Linked DNA regions of Homo sapiens: region 1 is linked to region 2. Evidence: chromatin contacts called from ENCODE Hi-C or POLR2A ChIA-PET data. All regions are on one chromosome and are shown on one strand. Each heading gives the region's core, a stretch centred on a gene start or an enhancer-like site at or near the end of the contact. The rest is flanking DNA. Distances are from core to core; before and after follow the strand shown. Region 1 holds the start of FRMD6 (FERM domain containing 6). Region 2 overlaps PYGL (glycogen phosphorylase L).

Evidence for each region. Hi-C counts contacts between places; a loop is a spot of excess contacts on that map. ChIA-PET counts read pairs that join two places held with the same protein, here RNA polymerase II (POLR2A). Pooled maps may share reads with other maps.
Region 1: a loop to region 2 is called in a pooled map, with 3 times the contacts of the local background. The contact joins the promoter of FRMD6 here to the enhancer-like site in region 2. A Hi-C loop is called at or near these places in 1 of 168 maps with a recorded cell type or tissue (PC-3) and 6 of 50 pooled maps. POLR2A ChIA-PET finds 5 or more read pairs at or near these places in 1 of 52 experiments (H1).

What each region holds. Positions count from the first base shown.
Region 1 is chr14:51,650,638-51,655,828 of GRCh38, forward strand. FRMD6 (FERM domain containing 6) reads left to right here and starts at 1,273. Exons shown (of 14, transcript NM_001267046.2): 1 at 1,273-1,359. FRMD6-AS1 (FRMD6 antisense RNA 1) reads right to left here and starts at 1,107. Exons shown (of 1, transcript NR_037676.1): 1 at 1-1,107. RefSeq lists an enhancer at 276-894 and silencers at 867-936, 1,067-1,516, 1,727-1,816, 1,827-1,886, 1,897-2,046.
Region 2 is chr14:50,932,678-50,938,333 of GRCh38, forward strand. It overlaps PYGL (glycogen phosphorylase L), which reads right to left. Exons shown (of 20, transcript NM_002863.5): 2 at 5,059-5,160; 3 at 2,430-2,508. Among named protein-coding and RNA genes, the nearest start is that of PYGL, 9.0 kb to the right of the region's middle. Within about 2 kb of position 4,279, at least 3 of the 41 ENCODE cell types and tissues checked have a DNase peak (open chromatin) inside an H3K27ac peak, as active enhancers do.

The DNA.
Region 1 (5,191 bases), core at 23-2,522, 710 kb after region 2:
GCCCGCCTCGGCCTCCCAAAGTGCTGGGATTACAGGCGTGAGCCACCGCGGAGCAGGGCAGTTTTAAAGTTGACTTCTGAGAGCATCAGATTTTGGATAGTGTCCTTTCTCAGGTCCTGTTTCCTTGTCTCCTCATCCCATTTTAAAAGCCAGACACATAAACCCCGGCACTCCTTTAGCGAAGGGCTCAGTGAGGGCGTTTTTGCCACCCGTGGCCAGGGGTCATTGGGTCAGCAAAGTCAGAGGAAACCTAGAAAGGCAGAAGCCCAGGAGGTTGACGCCCTGCGGGTCTAGGGGCCAGGTGCTGGGTGTCTCTCCTTTCGTGTGCGGTTCCCAGCAGCAGGTCCTGGTGGGCGCAGACTGACCGGAGAGGTGTGGCTCGCCCCCTCCCCAGACCCCGAGGTGGCAATGAAACCTCCATCTCCTGGCTTGATTCCTTGTGCTATAAAAAATCTTCCACTGGCCCTTTGCATCTCTCGCCCTCCATCCCCCAAAGCCACTATCGGGAGGGGACAAAAATAATTTCTGAGGGGCCATGGGCACTAAAACCACAGCAGACAGAGGCTGTGTCTACCTGAGGAACTGGAGAGGTAGAATTAGAGGGGGAGGCTGGGCATCCTCGGCGGCGCCCCCTCCATCCAGCGTGAAACCCACGAGGCGCGGCGTCTCGAGTGGCGGGCGGGCAGGGGGCTGCAGGATTCACGAAGCCACCTCCGCCGGGGACCGCCTTCTCTCGGAGTGGCCTCCCCTCCGGCGTTCCGCTTTAGTAAGACGACACTCAGGCCAAACAGCCGCCCCCGGCCAGCCCGACTCGGCTCTGGAGGGAGCGCCCCGAGGGAGTCCAGCCGGAGGCGGAGAAGGCCACTCGGCCAGAAGGTGGGGAGCCGCCGGCGTCCCCTCGCACCTCCGTCTCCACAGCAGGGGGAAAGGCCCTGATCGCCGTGGTCCACACCACCGCGTCCACCTGAGGCTCGCCTCGCTTCCTGGGTCCCTAGAGGGGTGGCGTACTCCGCTTTCTCCTGCCCCCAAGTGGCCGCACCCCTCCGCGGGACGCTTGGTTGGGTCCAGGGCGGGGCGGGCGGGCGCTCCCCGTACTGCCGCGAGCTCAGCGCGCAGCTCCCGCGGCTCGGCTGCCGCCGCGGCCAGTTGGGGCGGGTCGGGGGCGGGGTCTCAGGGGGCGGGGATTCGGGGGGGCGGGTCGGGTCGGGAGGCGTGGGTGGGGGGCGGGGCGGACGCGGAGCGCCCCTCTGGCTGGCGGGGCCAAGGGGCTGAGAGGAGTGGGGCAGGCTCGGCGCCGGTAGGAAGAGTCAGAGGGGTGACCAGAGAGCCCAACGCCTGGTGCTCAAGACTTTCTCCGAGGTATGAACAAGAACCAGGCGTCTGGGCCCTTTCCGCTCGCCCCATCGCTCAGCCGCCGCGCCCCGGACGCCCGCTGTGCCCCCTGCCGGCGGGGCGGCGGCGGGACTGGGTTTCGGGAGGGTTTCTGGAAGTCGCGAGTCCCAGCGAAGGCAGTGCACCGCTCTCCGCCTCTTTCTTCGCCTTCTTCTCGCTCCCTTAGCTCTGGGTGTCGGGCACCGGTGGTAAGGTCGCTTCTCCGTGAGTCGGAGGTCGCTCACTCTGGGACGGGCGGACGAGGCCCTAGGGCAGCCGAGCCCGGCAGCGGGGGAGGCGTGGAGCTCGGGGCGGCTTCAGCGGCGGGGGCGGGAGGCTGGTCCTGGCTGCAGACTGCGCGCCTGGGCTCCGTGCGCGGTCCCTGGTTCTCTGCATCGCGGAGGTCCCCGGATCACAGGGCTCCCTGGCGGGCCCCGGCACCCAGGTCTGTGTCGCTGTGGCTGGGCGCCGGGACTAGCACCCGAGTCCCGCGCTCCCGGGGGCTGCGCCGTGCCGCCTGTTGTGCGCGCGCAGAGGCCGGACAGCCCGGCTGCGGGAAGGGACCCGAGCGCAGGGTCTGCCCCGCGTCCCGGAAAGTGCCTAGTCTGCGGAGCCGGAGGTTGAGCTGGGGCAGATCGGCGCCAGACGGGGGCCTGGGTGAGATACGAGTTGGGGGTGCGGCCTGCAGAATTTGGGTTTCTGGAGGAGCTTACGGCGCGCTGGCGGAGCCCCAGGCGAACAGGAGCACCGGATTCGGCTCCGGGAGGGCCAGGCACTGTCAGGTATGGACAGCTGCGGTCCACCCGTGTAAGTGTAAAGTCTACAGAGATTAAAACAACACCTCGAGTCCTGGGACAGCATAACCTAATGGTGCGGGCGTTTTCTTAAAGGCACGAATAGATGGGAAAATGTCAAAATAAGCATATTTTAAAGTTGAAAGCTGGCAGATTTTCAGGCCGTGTAGTTGTGTAGCTAGTGTCCAAAGAAATATTAGCTCGTTTTCCCCCTTAACACCTTTTCATTTTTATTTTTTTACGCAAAATCTGTTTTGCCAGTATTTCCCTCAGGAGCTGTGCATTGCTCACAGCAGGGAAGGAAAACTTCAGCAAGCGTTCTCAGGTTGCTTCTGACTTCCAGCCTGTGCTCTCCAGCATTTCTGAATGTGGAGAAAAAGTATCTCTTGCTGGATTTTCCGAGTATGATTCCCTTCTGTTCTTCTCTGGGACCGGGCAATGTTTGTTTATGGGTTTTATAAGCATCTATTTAAATTTAGTTTTTGCACGAAATACTCCCTCTTGCCACAGGGTGTAGTTTGGGGTTTAGAAAATGCTGTTGGAGAAAGCTGCTAGTGGCTTCATTTTCCAAGAATGTAAGTCATTTCCTTTCTGTGATTTCAGGGAGTTGATATTTCACAGCATCAAAACTTTGTGGGGAAAATTTTCCGTAATACATCTGTCATTAAAAAGGCTTGTGACTTTTGGGTTTCCTTCTTAGAGCAGTGCATGAATTTAGGTTCAGCAGTGTTAAAGGATGAGAAATTTTTTTTTAGAATTTAGAGCATTATGAGACTATTGTAGAAATTTTAACTACCAGGACCTACAGGATGGAGAGTGGGGGAGGGGAGAAGACCAGAAGAGAGGCAGGAAAACAGATGCCTTTGCTGATGTCCTTTGTAGTATAAAACTTAACAGCACCACAGCACCTAATCATTTTCTCAGGTGTGGCTTTGAGAAATAAACGTTTTATGTTAAAAATGAAAATACTTCACAATATGAGACAGCTGGCATTTGAATACTTTTCCCAGTATGTTTGTAAACATTTTGGATTCATATTTCATATTAAAATGGACATTTAGTAGGATTATTAGATGAAAAGGGTCCCCCAGGGGATATCTAATATCAAATTATCTGCAGGACATCTTCTCCAGAAAGCAGACTGACTGTAATATGAACTAATTTTCCCCCCTTTGAGTTGCTTGCAAGAATCTCTGAGATCTGACACTGATGGGCTACAGTAATCAGCAGTTCTTGCAGTACTCAAGACATTTTAAGGGGCAGGAAATCTTTCCTATTTCCAGTATCTCCTTTTTGGGGGCAACAAGGGTAAGCTGCTAGTTTTAAGTACATAATTTGAACTTAGAGATTTAAGATGCTCCTGGCTGTACAGGAAAACGCCTGAAAACAGCATGGGCCTGGATGAAGACGCTGCTTTTGAAAGCAAAATGCCAGTGTGCTAGGTAGCGGTTTTTAGTTACAAATTCTTAAAAAAAATTGTTACTGAACTAGGTTAGCTGAATTGGGGGGGGGGTCTTTTTGTAGTTTTTGGATTTTGTTTCCACATTTAACTATACTTATAAAGCTTTTGGCTTTCTGAACTTATGATGTAATAGACTGCGTAGCCTTTTGTGGCAGATGCTTGGAATGAAAGTTTCAAACATAATTGTTTTTGACTGAGCTGTCAGGTTCAGAGTTGAGTGTAAATGAGTCCTGTCTCACAACTAACTTTTTTGATAAAGGAATTCTTTGTAGTTTTCGATTTGGATGTTGCACATTTTGATTTCTAAAGTTGTGGGTTTTTTTTTTTTTAAGAAAAATAAAACCTGCAAACAATTATTTTATTACATGAAAGCCAGTACCAAGAAAAGATTAATTCAGTCCAGATGTAAAAATGTATGTGAATTTTAGATTTGGATGATCTCAACAAGTTTTCCCTTTTGTGGATGGGACTGCCTGGATCCCAGATGGCATTCACAAATTATCCCTTAGGTAGTTTTCTGAGTTGAGAATGAGATTTCTTGGGCTTTCCCTAAAATCATTTTAATATTAAGTCTTCTAAAGGATAGAAAGTTTTTTGCATTTGTACATTTTTGCATTTTTCTGTTCATTAATACAAACCTCATAAATGCCCTAGTTTGGTAGATGAAGCATATTTCTTTCATAAGTGGGAAAACAGGAGGTATTCAGTTTGTGTATCCTTATGGGTAAAGCATAGAAATTTTGGCTCTCATTTTTGCAATTTCAACTTTCTTCTTTTAAAGTAAAAAAAAAAAAAAAAGTTTTAAGTGTGTTTACAATCCTCAATAGAATCCTACTGTAACACAGTTTGTGGATTCAGGTATAGCAATTGGTCCTTGTTTGATGATCCCCTACCTCCTCCCCACCCCCAACGAGGAAAAACAAACACAGTTTATTAAAAAGTCAGTATGTTTTTAAACGTGTACTCCCAGTACTAGAGTTATAAAGGCTGTTTGTTGCACACATTAAAATTATGTATTTTTAGAAAGTCTTTGTATGATTATATCATTACACATTTTGGGAGTGTGTTTATGTCGTGATTGTGTATAAAACAATGGAGAGTTAGGAGAGGGGAATGGGAAAGATTTAGTGAAGGAGTTTTATGAGTAGTGAAATTTCAGTTATAATGTATGTTCCCCAAAACCCAAACAGGAAAAATGTTATCGTTGGTCTCTGTGGTTAAACTTTTATACAGAGGGTAGTTGAGAGGGCTTTCTGAATTGCACATTATCCTGAGGAAGAGGCTTTGGGGGCCTTTAAAAGTAAGTAGAAACAAGTTAAAGGGATAATTTGAGAGGAACGAGGAAGTGGAATACTGGACATTGAATTGCAAGGAAAAAGTTAGAAGGATAAGTATTTAAAACAAGGCTGAAGTAGAGAGAACTTACTGTTTAGAAGTGTAGATTAAAGAATAAGGTATTTTTAGCTGAGAAAAAAGGATCAGAATGATTAGAATCAAGGTGCCCTATAAGATCTGTATACAAACTTGAAATAGGACTGCTAATTGATAGTTATCCTGGAAATTT
Region 2 (5,656 bases), core at 3,029-5,528:
AGAACAGTTAACCAACAGGCTGGGTAAGGATCTGTCTTGTGGCTGGATGAAAACTAAGGTGTTACACTAATCAGATTGTCCCTCCCAGGAATTTAAGCTGAGAAATATACACAGAATGAGGAAGTGTACAGTAGGAATTAAAACTGACAAGAATATTAAAAGCTGTAGATCAAACAGAAAGGGATTGAATGAGGTTGGTGGTACAGCCCTTAAAACAGAGATCCACAAACACAAATGGCCTAGGCTTTCAAGTTTTTCTTACATCGCCAATCCCTGTGCTCACATATGGCCTGGCTCTGCTCCCATTCCTGTTCTCTTTGAGCTGTGGCTCTTCGGCTTTTCCTGAGTCCTGATCAGATTATCTTTAGAGGGGGTCCCAACTTAGATGAGATCATCTAATGAGAATTCTCAGCTTCATCAGCCTCTTCACTCTGACTTCATCAGTCAACTCAAGGAGCGATGTCATGAATGTCAGACACAGAGTTAACCTAGCTAACAAAGACTGAGGGCTCGGGCTTCACATAAAAGGTAGGCAGGCTGGTTCTTATTCTCAGATGTGCATCAGCACTGCTGGCCTTCCTGCAGCCCCATAGAAAGCCTACTAAATTGTCTGATAATTAACTTCACAGGAAGGTGGCAAGTATCCCACAGGCATTGTTTTATTTTGTTTTGTTCATTATTAATGACAATGTTAAAGCACACTGTGACTAATGTACTAAGGATGAAAAAAATGAAACAGATGCAAATGGCTTTCTAGTAACTTGGGTGTATGCAAAATCAGAAGATTTTTGAACAATTTCTAAAAGAGAGGAGATAATTATTTTTCATAGAATACAATCTGATACATGTGTGGTAGTACATTTTTATTATTAAATTTAAATTTCACAAATAATACATTAATGCATCTTCCTTAAAAATATTAAAAGTTACAGACAAAAAAATTTATTATGCCAGCATCCCCTTTGATCGCTATCCCAGTTCTGCACTCCTCCCTACAGGGGGTCGTAGGGAACAGTTTCGTATTTAAAATTCCAGACCTTTTTTTCTACATATTCACATTATATACATATGTACACACACACATATATACACACACACACACATATATGTCTGGAATATATATCTTCCAGATCTTTTTCCTATATATTTACACACACACAGACACATACATATATATTCACAGAAAATATTTAATTTTTAAAAAACAAATGGTATCACACTGTATGGCTTTAATGCAATTTGATTTCGCTTTTAATTTGGAGATCTAGCTAGGAAAGTACATCTAGGTCAATTTTGTTCTTCAACAATCAGTGTAGTACTTTTATAAACTACACTGTAACAATTATTTTCCCCACATGTCTTCTTATGTGTGTGCTTCTTTAGGGTAGATATCAAGTGGAATTACTTGGTTATAGAGATGTGTATTTTCTAAACTAATGGAGCTGGTATTGTATTTTTAGTGCTTTCCTATATATTTGATGAAAAATTATTCCCTGAAAAAAGCAAAGAACTCAAATTGTATCCACACACAAAAAGGACATTATTAACAAAATCATACCAATAATATTAGTGTATCATTGCCCACTAGTCAATCAAGCAGTCAAGTGCACAAGGCAAGACAATGGTTGACCAACTGGGGTCATGCCTCTGACCTGGAGTCTACCACTGAAAAAATAAAATAAAATAAAACAACAGCAACTTAACTTAGGTCATGCCACACAAGGATGTGAATTGAGAAGCTTTGAACAAATAATAGTGAAGTAAAGACACTACTTTTGACCTAGACGTACTTTACTGGATAGATCTCCAAACTAAAAAAGAAATCACATTGTATTAAAGCCATACAGTGTGATACCATTTATTTTTTAAAAAATTAAATATTTTCTATGAATATATATATGTGTATGTGTGTGTGTAAATATGTAGAAAAAAGGTCTGGAAGATATATATTCCAGACATTTACATGTGTGTGTATGTGTGTGTATATATATATATGTGTGTGTGTGTTTGTGTGTACATATGTATATAATGTGAATGAATATGCAGAAAAAAGGTCTGGAATTCTAAATACTAAACTGTTCCCTATGACCCCCTATAGGGAGGAGCACAGAACTGGGGTAGTGATCAAAGGGGGTGCTAGCATAATAAATTTTTTAGTGTGTTAACATTTAACATACTCTTAAGTGCATAGGAAGGATCTGGTTAACTGAGTTTTAAGCAGTGTCTCTTTTGTTCAAGTTCCCATCTCTACTATTTGTCTAGAATTGATCAAACCAAAGTGCAAACTCAAGAACAAATACATCTACAACCAGGTCATACCTTGCGCTTCTTCTAGGAAGCCTGCCTGGTTCTTGCAAGCATGGTCATGCATGGCATCTGAGATGTCTTCAATCGGCCAGACAATATAATACACTCACAATGTCACTTACCAGCAAGTCTCCCAAGACCACCATTGCCAAGTCCAGCATCTTCTTCAATTTCTTCTAACTCTTCTATATCCAATCCAAGCTGGTAATGAAAGGAAAACAATATTGGAAGCAGATAAAAATTCAGGCCATTCAGAGGGACAGCCATTTCCTACAGCTCTGGGTAAAGGTATTCAGGTTTAGCTGTGTACCTAATCTAGCGTCAGCTCCCTTGCAGCTTGTTCTGGCATCAGGTACTGACTGCAGAGGCAAACTGTATGAGATGGTGCAGCTGCAGCATGGAGAAAAGTGTAAGCTCTAAAAGTCCATTATTGACTCTGTTACTTCTTACATGACCCTGGGCAAGCTACTAACTCTATGCCTCAATTTTCCTATTTAAAAAAGTGGAGGCTAACAGTACCTACCTCACTGATGATTGCCGTGAATTAAATGAGATTATACAAACAAAGCATTTAGAACTATTCTTGGGCAGATATCCCTCAATAAATGTTAGCTATTATCATTAAAAAAAATTGTGTGTGTGTGTGTACAGTAGGGTTAAAACCTCAGAAACAGTCCAGTACCAAGCTGATATTAATTGGACTGAGGGATTTTGAAAATGACCGAAAGGTCTCAGGGTCAGACGTTCCAGAATGGACTAAAGTTCATCTTTTCATGACCACAGCATATTTACTCAGTAGGGTCAAAAGTTGTCAACTCAAAACCAGTTAGTGGGTTACTGCCCTGGAGACCTGGGTCCTGACAGCAGGCAGGGAAACTGCAGTCCTGCAATCCAGCTGGATGGGGTAAAATCCTTTACTTTTCCCTGGGGTGGATAAGAAGCTGTGGGAAGCCAAATAGCATCTGTGAACTTGGGCACGGATGGGACTGATTGCCAGCTAGCTCCCTGCCCCAAAGTGCTGGGGATCACACAGCAGAGTCCACAGCACCACTGGGCACCCATGACAGAGCTCTGCAGCCCTGGAGATCACATTGGATTGCTCATTTTACGATGAAAGAATTGTTGGTCAGGCAAATGACTTGTTCCATCCTGACTAGATGCTAATCTAGCCCAGGCATGGCTAAAGGTGGCCTACTGTGAAACAACTGGGTTCTTATCTGAAGTTAGGCAACCCATGAAACTGGGTATTTTTTTTAAATGGAAAAATAATTTGCACATTTGAAGACATATGTGGAAGATGCACCAGTGCTTGAAGTTGTGCCCCCGTTTCCATGGCACCTGTTTGGATTCCTACCTGTCACACAGGTCTTGACAACTGTATCTTACGAGTTCAACCTTGGTTATGCTTCTGTTCAGTGTTAAAGGGCCTTTCAAATTTGCTCTCTGCAGATTAGAGCTTACTAGGTTCCTGGTGTAAGCCAACTGCTGGTGCTAACACTCAGAATTTTTAAATTCTAAAAACGTAAGTCTAAAGCATGATATAGGCTGGCACGGTGACTCACACTTGTAATTCCAGCATTTTGGGAGGCCAAGGTGGGTGGATCACCTGAGGTCAGGAGTTCGAGACCAGCTTGGCCAAAATGGCGAAACCCCATCTCTACTAAAAATACAGAAATGAGCTGGGCAAGGTGGTGCATGCCTGTAATCCCAGCTACTCAGGAGGCTGAGGCTGGGAGGTGGAGATTGCAGGGAGCTGAGATCGTGCCACTGCACTCCAGCCTGCGTAACAGGACGAGACTCCGTCTCAAAAAAAAAAAAAAGTATGATATAAATTTTGAGCAAGTAGACATGGATCACATCACCCTGCCTGGCTATAGGCTACTCCAAGGGAGAGATGTTATTTTCAGCTGATATTAGGGGAAGGAGAGGGAAGGGACATGGAGAGGACCTGCAGGGGTTCTTTCACAGGAAATACTCCACCTAACCCACATGTATGTGAGTTAGCTATGACCTGGTTGTAGACGTATTTGTTCTTGAGCGAAGGACACATGAGGGGACAATCCCATGGCAAAGGAAATGAAAAGTTTGAACAGTCTCTCATTTAGAATGTGTCTTTGCAAATACACATTTCTCCTTTCAACCACATCAAAAAGGTTAAGGGCTACCTGTTTTGGGTATGAAGGTGCCTGAAGCTCAGGAAAGAAAAAGTTAAATATATTCATGAAAACAACTTAGCACATTAGGGTTAAGACTTCAAGCTTCTCCTTTAAGGAGGAAGTGTATTTTACATCTCATTAAGCAACAGAGAAAGTATGACAACAGAATTTTTAAAGCTGATCATTTTCACAAATTGCCTTGATACATGAATAACAAAGTTTGATCATTTCTTAAAAATGAGATAGAAGCCCAAAGTAAAGATTGTGATTCTGATAGCAGAAGACTCAAGTACTTTTAAAAGGCTTGTTCAGACACTAATTTCTGAAATGTAATCTGTGAGGAATGCTGTCAAAGACTTTGATTGCAAAAGAAAATTCTCATGAGTCATAACGAGTTATCTAACTTTTTCTGGTTGTTCCTCTTAAATGAGAGATTACCAGTGATGTATATTTCTAAAAGTTTGTAATAGCCACATCTATAGAGGCGATTTTTCACTCTTATTTTACTTTATTTTTTTGTGCAATGTCCCCAAGTTTCCTGAAGTGCACATGAAATTTAAAGAGACAGGATGAGAGAAATCTAGGAACAATGTACCTGGTAAATGGCCTCATCACAGGCATTTTGCAGACCGAGGTTGATCATGGTGTTCTGTAATGTTCGGCCCATGTAAAATTCCAGAGAGAGGTAATATACCCTCTGAAATAAAGAAAAGAGAGATAATGTTTCCCCCAAGAGATCAACCTCACTTAACATAAAAACACAAGGTCATGTGTTAGGTCACCAATAAGAAACAAACAGGCAGGACTATGTCACCACAGGTTCGAATGAGACTCCCGTCAGAGGTGTTTGAACCAAAGTGACTCCATCTTGAATAGGAGCTGGGTAAAATAAGGCTGAGACCTACTGGGCTGCATTCTCAGAACGTTTGGCATTCTAAGTCACAGGATGAAATAGGAGGTCTGCACAAGATACAGGTCACAGAAACCTTGCTGATAAAAGGTTTTCTTTGCCTCCTTTTTAATGATTCCAAATTAGCATGGACTTAAGATATTTAAAAATATTTCAAAATCTTTTCTTTTTTTATTTTAAAGACAAAGTCTTGCTCTGTCACCAGGCTGAAGTGCAATGGTCCAATATCAGCTCACTGCAACCTCTACCTCCTGGGTTCAAGAGATTGTCCTGCCTCAGCCTC